Regions from separate parts of the Homo sapiens genome. Here region 2 is linked to region 1. A link is an interaction called in ENCODE POLR2A ChIA-PET data of the cell type or tissue named here. Cell type or tissue: K562. All regions are shown on one strand. Each heading gives the region's core, and the rest is flanking DNA. Links, peaks and the distances in the headings are about the cores only.

Evidence for each region. Peaks named below come from ENCODE experiments on the same cell type or tissue, not always from the same donor. Only the 100,000 strongest peaks of a DNase experiment are listed, where the experiment ranks them.
Region 2: POLR2A ChIA-PET joins it to region 1 with 5 read pairs; 2 of 35 experiments call an interaction of 5 or more read pairs at or near these places.

Annotation. Positions count from the first base shown.
Region 1 is chr2:234,511,477-234,515,863 of GRCh38, reverse strand. No RefSeq gene overlaps it. Among named protein-coding and RNA genes, the nearest start is that of ARL4C, 17 kb to the right of the region's middle. RefSeq lists a cis regulatory region at 2,092-2,641. In K562, for the core only: no CTCF peak of the experiment used is centred there; a DNase peak (open chromatin) is centred at 2,353.
Region 2 is chr2:234,932,507-234,936,893 of GRCh38, reverse strand. LOC105373938 (a long non-coding RNA gene) reads right to left here and starts at 4,205. Exons shown (of 7, transcript XR_007088132.1): 1 at 4,016-4,205. RefSeq lists enhancers at 1,434-1,934, 4,120-4,387. In K562, for the core only: no CTCF peak of the experiment used is centred there; no DNase peak of the experiment used is centred there; H3K27me3 peaks cover 1,057 bases.

The DNA.
Region 1 (4,387 bases), core at 159-4,158:
GAAGCCAGGTGCAAGCTTCCAGAGTTCTCACCCAGCAGTCACCCAGGAAGTGCCCGACTCCCCCGGTAATGAGCTGTGACATGTGTGCAAGCTTTTATACCAGGCATGCTCACTAGAGCCTCAGTGCCCAGGGTTTTTGTTGGGTTGGCCACATGACACCTCTGCCTGGCACACACTCACATTCCAGACTCCCAGAAGGAAAGCAGGTACTCAACATAAACCGTATTGTTCGTACAAACCGTGGAGGCACAGTGAGCCCTCTGACCAGCTTGGGGAGTGGTGGGAAGCCTCCCCAAACCGAAGGTCCCAGACACCAGCCAAGGGCCATCTTGCAAGCACAGGACAGCGGCCTCAGGCCTGTGGTGCTAACTCTCTTCTGCACGATGCCACGGCTGCCTCGGCCCCTGGCCAGGAGTTTGGGCCTATGAGACACACTCAGGAAAAGTCCGTAGAGCCTGCATGGGACTTCCCAGTGAGGCAGCTCCGCCCGGAGGAACTGGGAACACAGCCCCCAATCCCTCAGACGGGGCCTTGAGGGTGTGGGGCGCAGCTGATGCCCATCCCTGACTCAGCAACACAACCCCTTTACACACGGACCACACACACCTACACACCACACATACACCCCATCACAAACACCACACTCCGCACACCACACCATATACACACATACACACCACAGCACCCACACATACACCACACCACACACACACACCACATCACACACCCCACACCACACACACACACCACACCCCACACAATACACCACATCACATATACCACACCCCACACACATACACATCACACACACCACATCCCACACTCCACACCACACACACACACCACACACACACTACACCACACACCACACATACACCACACTACACACACACCATACCCACCGCCTACCACACACAGAAACACACATCACACACACCACACCCCACACACATACACATCACACACACCACGCCTCACATACCACACCACACACACACACCACACTACACACATACAGACCGCATACACACTACACCACACACACCACACCACACACACCACACATACACCGCACTAAACACACACCACACGCAGCACCTACCACACACACACCACACTACACACACACCACACACACTACACCACACACACATCACAAACATACACACCACATCACAGACACATACACCACACCACACACACCACATGCACACACCACGGTACACAACCTACCACACACACACCACACTACACACACACCACACACACTACACCACACACACACCATACTATAAACACATCACATGCACCACCTACCACACACAGAAACACACCACACACACAAACACACCACATCTCACATACACACACCACACGCACACACACCACACCACACACACACTGCACACACTACCTAGCCCACACACAACCCCCACCTAGCCACACACTCTACCTACCACAAACACAAACACACCACACCACACAGCACATGCCACACCACACATACACATCACACCACATCACACATACACACTGCATCACACATTCACCCCCCCACACACCACACACATACCATACTACACACCACACACACATTCCATACTACACACCACATCACACATTCACCCCCCCCACACCACACACATACAGTACTACACACCACACACACATTCCATACTACACACCACACCACACACACCATAACCACATCTCACTTCATATGTTGCCTTAAAAGTTAAAGGCAGAAGAAACACATCATTTTACCCCTGTGGGGTACTGACTAAATTGCTAAGCAAGGTAACTACTGTAACAAAACAATCATTTTTATAGTCATTTAATTATACTTAGGACTTCAGAGGTAGATGATCTTTTGCAGGTTTCGGTAGATAAAACCAGGGCTCTCATAAAGAAGGCATTTGAATATACATGTCCAATATGCACCAGTTTCACATATCTATGGAACGTGAATTAAATAGACTCCATAAATACGCTCAATCTCCCATCGAAAGTGGACAGTACAACTCGTTATTCTCTCATAGACTCAGGAAACATATTTTTAGATAAATCTGCAGATAATCATTTATTGAAATAATTACAGGCCAGAAAAGTGACCTCTGCCACATTGGTAAAGGGTTATTTTAGGGACTTACATGCAACATAAGCATGCACAGAATTAAGATGAACAATATGGCCTGATGTGACAAGAGAAAATGACAAGAGCTGATATTGTGGAGTGTTTGCTCTTCTCCAGGCATGGGGCTGAGTCCTGAAATGCCCAGGCTCCAACAGCTGTCCCTGCAGCCTCATGAGTGAGGCACTGTGATTATCTCCACGTCACAGACGGGGAGACTGCAGCTAGCGCGGCTGGCCCTCACCCCACATCAGATCGCTGAGTGGAATTAGAGCCCATATCTCACTGACTCCAGGAGCATTGCTGTGAAAACCTAAGCTGAACGCTCTTCCCAGAAAAGTGTGAGTCACCAATAAAACACAAAACATTTCCCGCTTCTATGTTTTCCAAGTAAGTGAATAGAGCATTTAGTTGTGACAGATATTTGAATTTTTCAGGGACAAATTTTTTTGATGAAATGTCACTCAAAAAATTACAAATATTATTCATTCGAGAGTCTGTACTTGAGTACCAACTGGTGCTGTTTTTGAGCAGGGAAAGGCTTTAGGGAAGCTTCCTAAATAATGACTCAGTGCCGTAATTACAGGTCGACGTAGCCGAGACACTATTCTCCATTGATTTCTGCTGCTTCTCCATTGCCGTTACCTAGTTACCCAGACATCATGGGGCTAGACTCTGGACCATCTGGTACTTTCCAGCTGTGCTTTAGTCCAGGAAGTCCATCTAACCCACTGTGTGCAGCTGTGTCTCCGCCTGGACACACTCAACAGGGGTTGCTGGGATGACCCATCAGGCCTGGAAGTAAAAGCAGAAGGCTGGGACCCCAGTGGCCACCCTGCTAATAACTCACTCCCCTGGCTGGCTACTTGCTTCCAATGGGCCTTTTTAGCTAAGCTTAAATCTAAAAATCCTGGTTAAGATTTATCCAATTGTATTAGAAAGTTTTGTCCCAAGGCTTTTTAACGATGGTCCAAGAACAAAGTGGGGGTTCAAGACCTCTTTCAAATGGTGTTTGTTGCTCCTTCTCACCCTGGCTGTGCCTCCACTTGTCTTAGGAACCAGGGCGGTGCAAGGGGCTGGAACCAGGGTAGCCTCTGCTGCCACTCCCTAGGGCTGGGCAAGATGCAGGCAGGATGGCACCACAGGTGACCACATCCTCCCGAGCATCCCTAGTGATTCCCAGGCAGGTGAGAGGGTGTGCCATCAGGAACCCCAGAAAAAGGGGTCTGGGAAATCATTCTTTGTGGGTTGGGATGCGCCTAATTGGATCCACTGAGCTCACTGAGCTATTGCAACTTTGTAGATCAGGTCAATGGTCCAAATGCTGGTCTTCTGCTCCCTGCTTCACACTGGCCATCCTAGCTCAGGGAGTCACATCTTCCCTTCAGCCCAGGGGGGTGGCCCTGTTCATCTCCTCTGTCCTCTGTGCAGTGGACAATTATTACTGAGCATTACAGGTAATGTTTTGTGGGTTCCATCTTTGTCCCCTACCTAGGTTTTATATTTTGGAAATATTCTTCTCTACCATCATTTAGGCAACTTGGAGTTGATTTTGTGCATTACCATAAACTGTGATGTTCTAGTTAACAACTAACTTCCAATTTTGTAATGTTCACATTCAAATTACATTACAATTAGTCATTCTATAGCACCCTTAAATTGAAGTTATTATTATAGGTATTGTGGGTTAAAGTTATTATTAACTTTATTATTTATTGAAGTTATTATTACAGGTATTGTAGGTAGAAAGTGGGGACTTCTGATGGGCCAGGATTTTCTCCAAACTCCCCTTACCACACCCACCTTAAAGGCCAAGGTCCCATAGTGTCCAGCCATACCTGGCTGAATCCTTCACCTCAGCCAGACATCCTTGATGCTGTCTGGGGGGAGAGGACATGGAAAGTTACTGAGTGGTCTCCTTGGCCCAAGAGGCAGCAGGGCTCCCACCACCTATGGGCCCAGATGAGACCATCAAGCTCATTCCCAACCAAATGCAGAGAAATGGGCTTATTCTCTCCTAAAGCTGGAGGCTGTGTCCTTAGATATTCTATCAAAAGGCGTGTGGCAGGGCTTCACCAGCCTCCCACTTCTCTGCTGGGTTCTGGCTGTGAGAATGAGTCAATGGTAGTGAAGGAGGTAAGAAGAGGAATGGGGGAGGAAGAGTGACTCAGTAGGGGCAATGGTGAGATTAGTTGGAATGGTCTAGGGGTGTCCATGGGACAACCCAGTGGAAACTGAACAGGGATTTGGACATAG
Region 2 (4,387 bases), core at 234-4,233, 420 kb before region 1:
TGAGGGTCTCTGGACTTGCTGTTCTGTTTGCCAAGTGCACGCTCCCCAGGACTTCATGTTGGCCACCTTCCTGTGTCATTCCATCTCTGATCAGCAGCCTCCCTCTCTGATCACCCTAATCCAGGTAGAGCCCTCTCCTAACTGTTACTCTCCATCAGCTTCGCCTCCTTTTCTTTTGCTGCCCAGTGTTTATCATCACCTGTCTTTGTGGTACATACTTAAGCATTCATTTATTTGTCACTTGTTCCTTGCTCTCCGCCCTCGCTCTGCATTGAAATGTAAGTTCTTCCAGAGGAGAGGCGATTGCCATATCCACTGGGCCTAAACACTCCCTGGGAACAAGTTGGTGCCCCAGAAATATTTGTGGAGGGAATGAGTGAGTGTCCAGAGGGAGTCAAGGGAAGACTCAGAAGGTACCCTTGGGGAAACAGAAGGGAAGTCAAGGTAGCCCAGCCTCCAAAGGCCAGGAGAGAACAGATTTCAAGTAGGAGAGATGGGTCAGCCATGTCAGATGTGAGTGGGATGGCAAAAAAGAGAAAAGCAAAGGACCCCTGTTGGTTTGGCAACAGGAAGAGCATGGGCTGCTTTAGCCATGACAGAGGGGCAGAGGGCGGAGGGCAGACTGGGAGGTGAGAGTGGGTGACTAGGGGTCAGGATGTTTTTAAGAAATTTGTTATGCATAAAGACATACAGAGTGATTTAATGGACTTTGTGGACTCCGGGGCAGGTGGGAGGCAGGTGAGGGACAAAAGAGTACACATCGGGTACAGTGTACACCGCTCAAGTGATGGGTGTTCTCAGTCCCAGACTTCACCACTACAGAATTCATCCGTGTAACCAGAAACAACTTGTACTCTCAAAGCTATTAAGATTTTTAAAAAAGAGAAGAAACTGGCTATGAGTGGATCAAGATAAGGGAGGAGCTAGAAGGAGACCAAGATATTTTCCTTTTTTTCCCCCTCCAAATCATTGTTTATTGGTTTTGAGGTGCAACAGCCAGATAAATGACAGGGCACAGTCTGAATGGGCACCTGGAGGTGCCTTTTCAGAGGCAGAAGCATCTGAGATGGTCGCCAGAGTCTAGAGGTGGCAGTGGGGGCAGGAAGCAGGCAGGGCCTGTGCCCTCTCTGTGGAGGCAGCGGTGCACCGCCGGGTCAGTCTCTCTCTGCCTCAGCCCCTCTACTGCTCCCCTCTCCCCATAAGTAGGCTCTGATAAAGCTGGCCTCCATAAGTATGGATTTTCACACATTGTATGTTGCACTTGCTAGTGTGACTGAGGCTGGTGAGAGTCAGGGGTGCCTCTTATTACAGTGTTGTGCTGTCTGAAGTCCCTACCTTGGCCTGTGGACCTGGGCTTCGCCTTTCCCTCGGCTGCCTCTGCTCTCCACTTGTCAGGCTGTCAACACAGAGGCAGCCCTTCCTGTTCCCCACCAGGAAACCTGCTCTCCAGGCAAACCCGGCCACTGGAGGTAAAGAGTCAGTTTGGGGCCAGGCACAGTGGCTTACGCCTGTAATCCCAGCACTCTGGGAGGCTCAGGTGGGTGGATCACAAGGTCAAGAGATTGAGACCATCCTGGCCAACGTGGTGAAACCTCGTCTCTACTAAAAATACAAAAAAATTAGCCGGGCATGGTGGTGCACACCTGTAGTCAGTCACAGCTCCTTGGGAGGCTGAGGCAGGAGAATCACTTGAACTCAAGAGGCGGAGGTTGCAGTGAGCCGAGATCGGGCCACTGCACTACAGCCTGGTGACAGAGTGAGATTCCGTGTCACACACACACAAAAAAAGAATCAGTTTGGAAGGAAGAAGACCAGGATATCCAACCCCTTCCCATTTGTGAAGGAGACTTCCAGACAAGGCAGTGGTGGAGCCTTGGAGGAGGTTCCCATGCTCCCGAGTTTTCTCAGCATCTCTGCAGAACACAGAAACAGGAAGTTGATGTGTGCCCAGGAAGTGAAGTGGGAATGCAGTCCTCAGGCTGGAAAACTGAGGTTTGGGAGCAGATGGAAGGGCCACAGATGGTTGTGTTATAAAGGGACAACCAGACGTAGATGGTCAGAGAGACAACACTATCGCCAGGACAGCTCTGAAAAATATGATGATAACATTTCAGAGAGTCCAGAATGGAGACGGGGCAAAACCAATAATCAAAAGATTTGTAGAATGAGCCGGGCGCAGTGGCTCACGCCTGTAATCCCAGCACTTTGGGAGGCTGAGGCGGGTGGATCACTTCAGGTCAGGAGTTCGAGACCAGCCTGGCCAACATCACGAAACCCTAATTCTACTAAAAATACAAAAATTAGCCAGGCATGGTGGCGGGTGCCTGTAATCCCAGCTCCTTGGGAGGCTGAGGCAGGAGAACTGCTTGAACCTGGGAGGCAGAGGCTGCAGTGAACCCAGATCATGCCATTGCACTCCAGCCTGTGCGACAGAGCAAGAGTCCATCTCAAAAAAAAAAAAAAAAAAAAAAAAAAAAAAAAAGATTTGTAGAATGAAATACAAATCAGACCGAAAATAGAATTCCAACATGAGGAAATCATGGCTGGAGAGGGCAGGCAGTGACCCGAGTTGAACATATGGAGATAAAGCCATGCAACTTTTAAGACACGATTTTTAAAAGTACTTTGTTGTCATTGTTGAAAGAAATGATTTGCAGAGAAATATGAAAATGATGATGTTTACAGATGCAGATTAATTTGGGTAGGGGTGGGGAGGTAAGGAAGAAAACTTCGAAATCTACTGTTTTCCTTATAAGGTTATTACAAGGCTCCTTTCCTTATTGACTTTGACAGTTAGTTTCCATTAAGTTTAAGAATACATTTTTAGGCTGGGTGCGGTGGCTCACGCCTGTGATCTCAACACTTAGGGAGGCCGAGGCGGGCGGATCACGAGATCAGGAGATCGAGATCATCCTGGCTAACACGGTGAAACTCCGTCTCTACTAAAAATACAAAAAATTAGCCAGGCATGGTGGCACGTGCCTGTAGTCCCAGATACTCGGGAGGCTGAGGCAGGAGAATTGCTTGAATCCAGGAGGCAGAGGCTGCAGTGAGCCAAGGTCACGCCACTGCACTCCAGCCTGGGTGACAGAGTGAGACTCTTCCTCAAAAAAAAAAAAAAAAAAGTACATTTTAAAATATTTTCATGTAGGCCAAGCACAGTGGCTCATGCCTGTAATCCCAGCACACTTTGGGTGGCCGTGGCAAGAGGATCACTTGAGCTCAGGAGTTTGAGACCAGTTTGAGCAACGTAGCAAAACCCTGTCTCTCTAAAAAATACAAAAATTAGGTGGGCATGGCGATGTGTGCCTGCAGTCCCAGCTACTCAGAAGGCTGAGGTGGGAGGATCGCCTGAGCCTGGGAGGCAAGTCTGCAGTGAGCTGAGATCACGCCACCGCACTCCAGCCTGGGCAATAGAATCAGACCCTGTTTCAAAACAATTTTTTTCGTGTAATAATTGTTAGATTAAAAGAATATTTACCTCACAAATCAGTACGAAAGTCTATACAGGAAAATAAAAGGGGGAGAAAAAGACCTCACTCAAACAAAACCAAACACAGCAGAGAGGAAACAATTACAGAAGCAAAACTGAAGAGAAACAATGTTGATGGGTATAAATGGGTTAATTCAATAAGTAAAAGGAAGCAAATTGAATTTAAAAACAAAAATCCAATAATAGGCTGCTTACAAATCAGACCCATGACATGATGACAGAGGGAAAGAATTAAAGGCAAACATATAGTACCAGGTACATGAGAACCAGAAAGGAAGTGAGCGGGGATATATTAGCATCAGCCGGGATTCAAAGCGAAAATCCTCCCTGGGAAAGGGGAGGTCTGCTTGCTCTGCATGATAAGGGAGGAAATCAACACTGTCTCCCTAGGGGACCTCATCCACACGCCCACAGTTAATGATCATCTATATGCTAATGATCCTTGATTCACATCTCAGGCCCAGATCCAATCTGTCACCCACCTCCATACCCCACTTCCATTTGTCTGTTTACCACCCTTACCTGACTCAAGTTTCTGCAAGAGTGACCAAGGTTCCCATCTGCCCAGGCCTGCGGGGGTTTTCATCGGCATGAGATTTTCAGTGCTGAGCTGGGACAGTCCCAGGGAAGCCAAGACGGTTGGTCAGCCCAAGTCCCTCTGTCACTGAGAAGGGGACGCCCTGTTTGCTCCATGCTGCTCAGCGCAGACTGTGATCCCAGGCTCATTTCTGCTTCCTTTGTCTCAACGTACAAGGAGGGCAAAGCCTGTGTTTGGGATTGTTTGCCTTTGTGTCTGCGCCGTCTCCCACATGCCTGACACGGAATCAATGTTGGCGGAATGAAAGAGGAAATGAATGATGGCCTAATGTCAAGACTCTTAATGTGCCGCAAAGC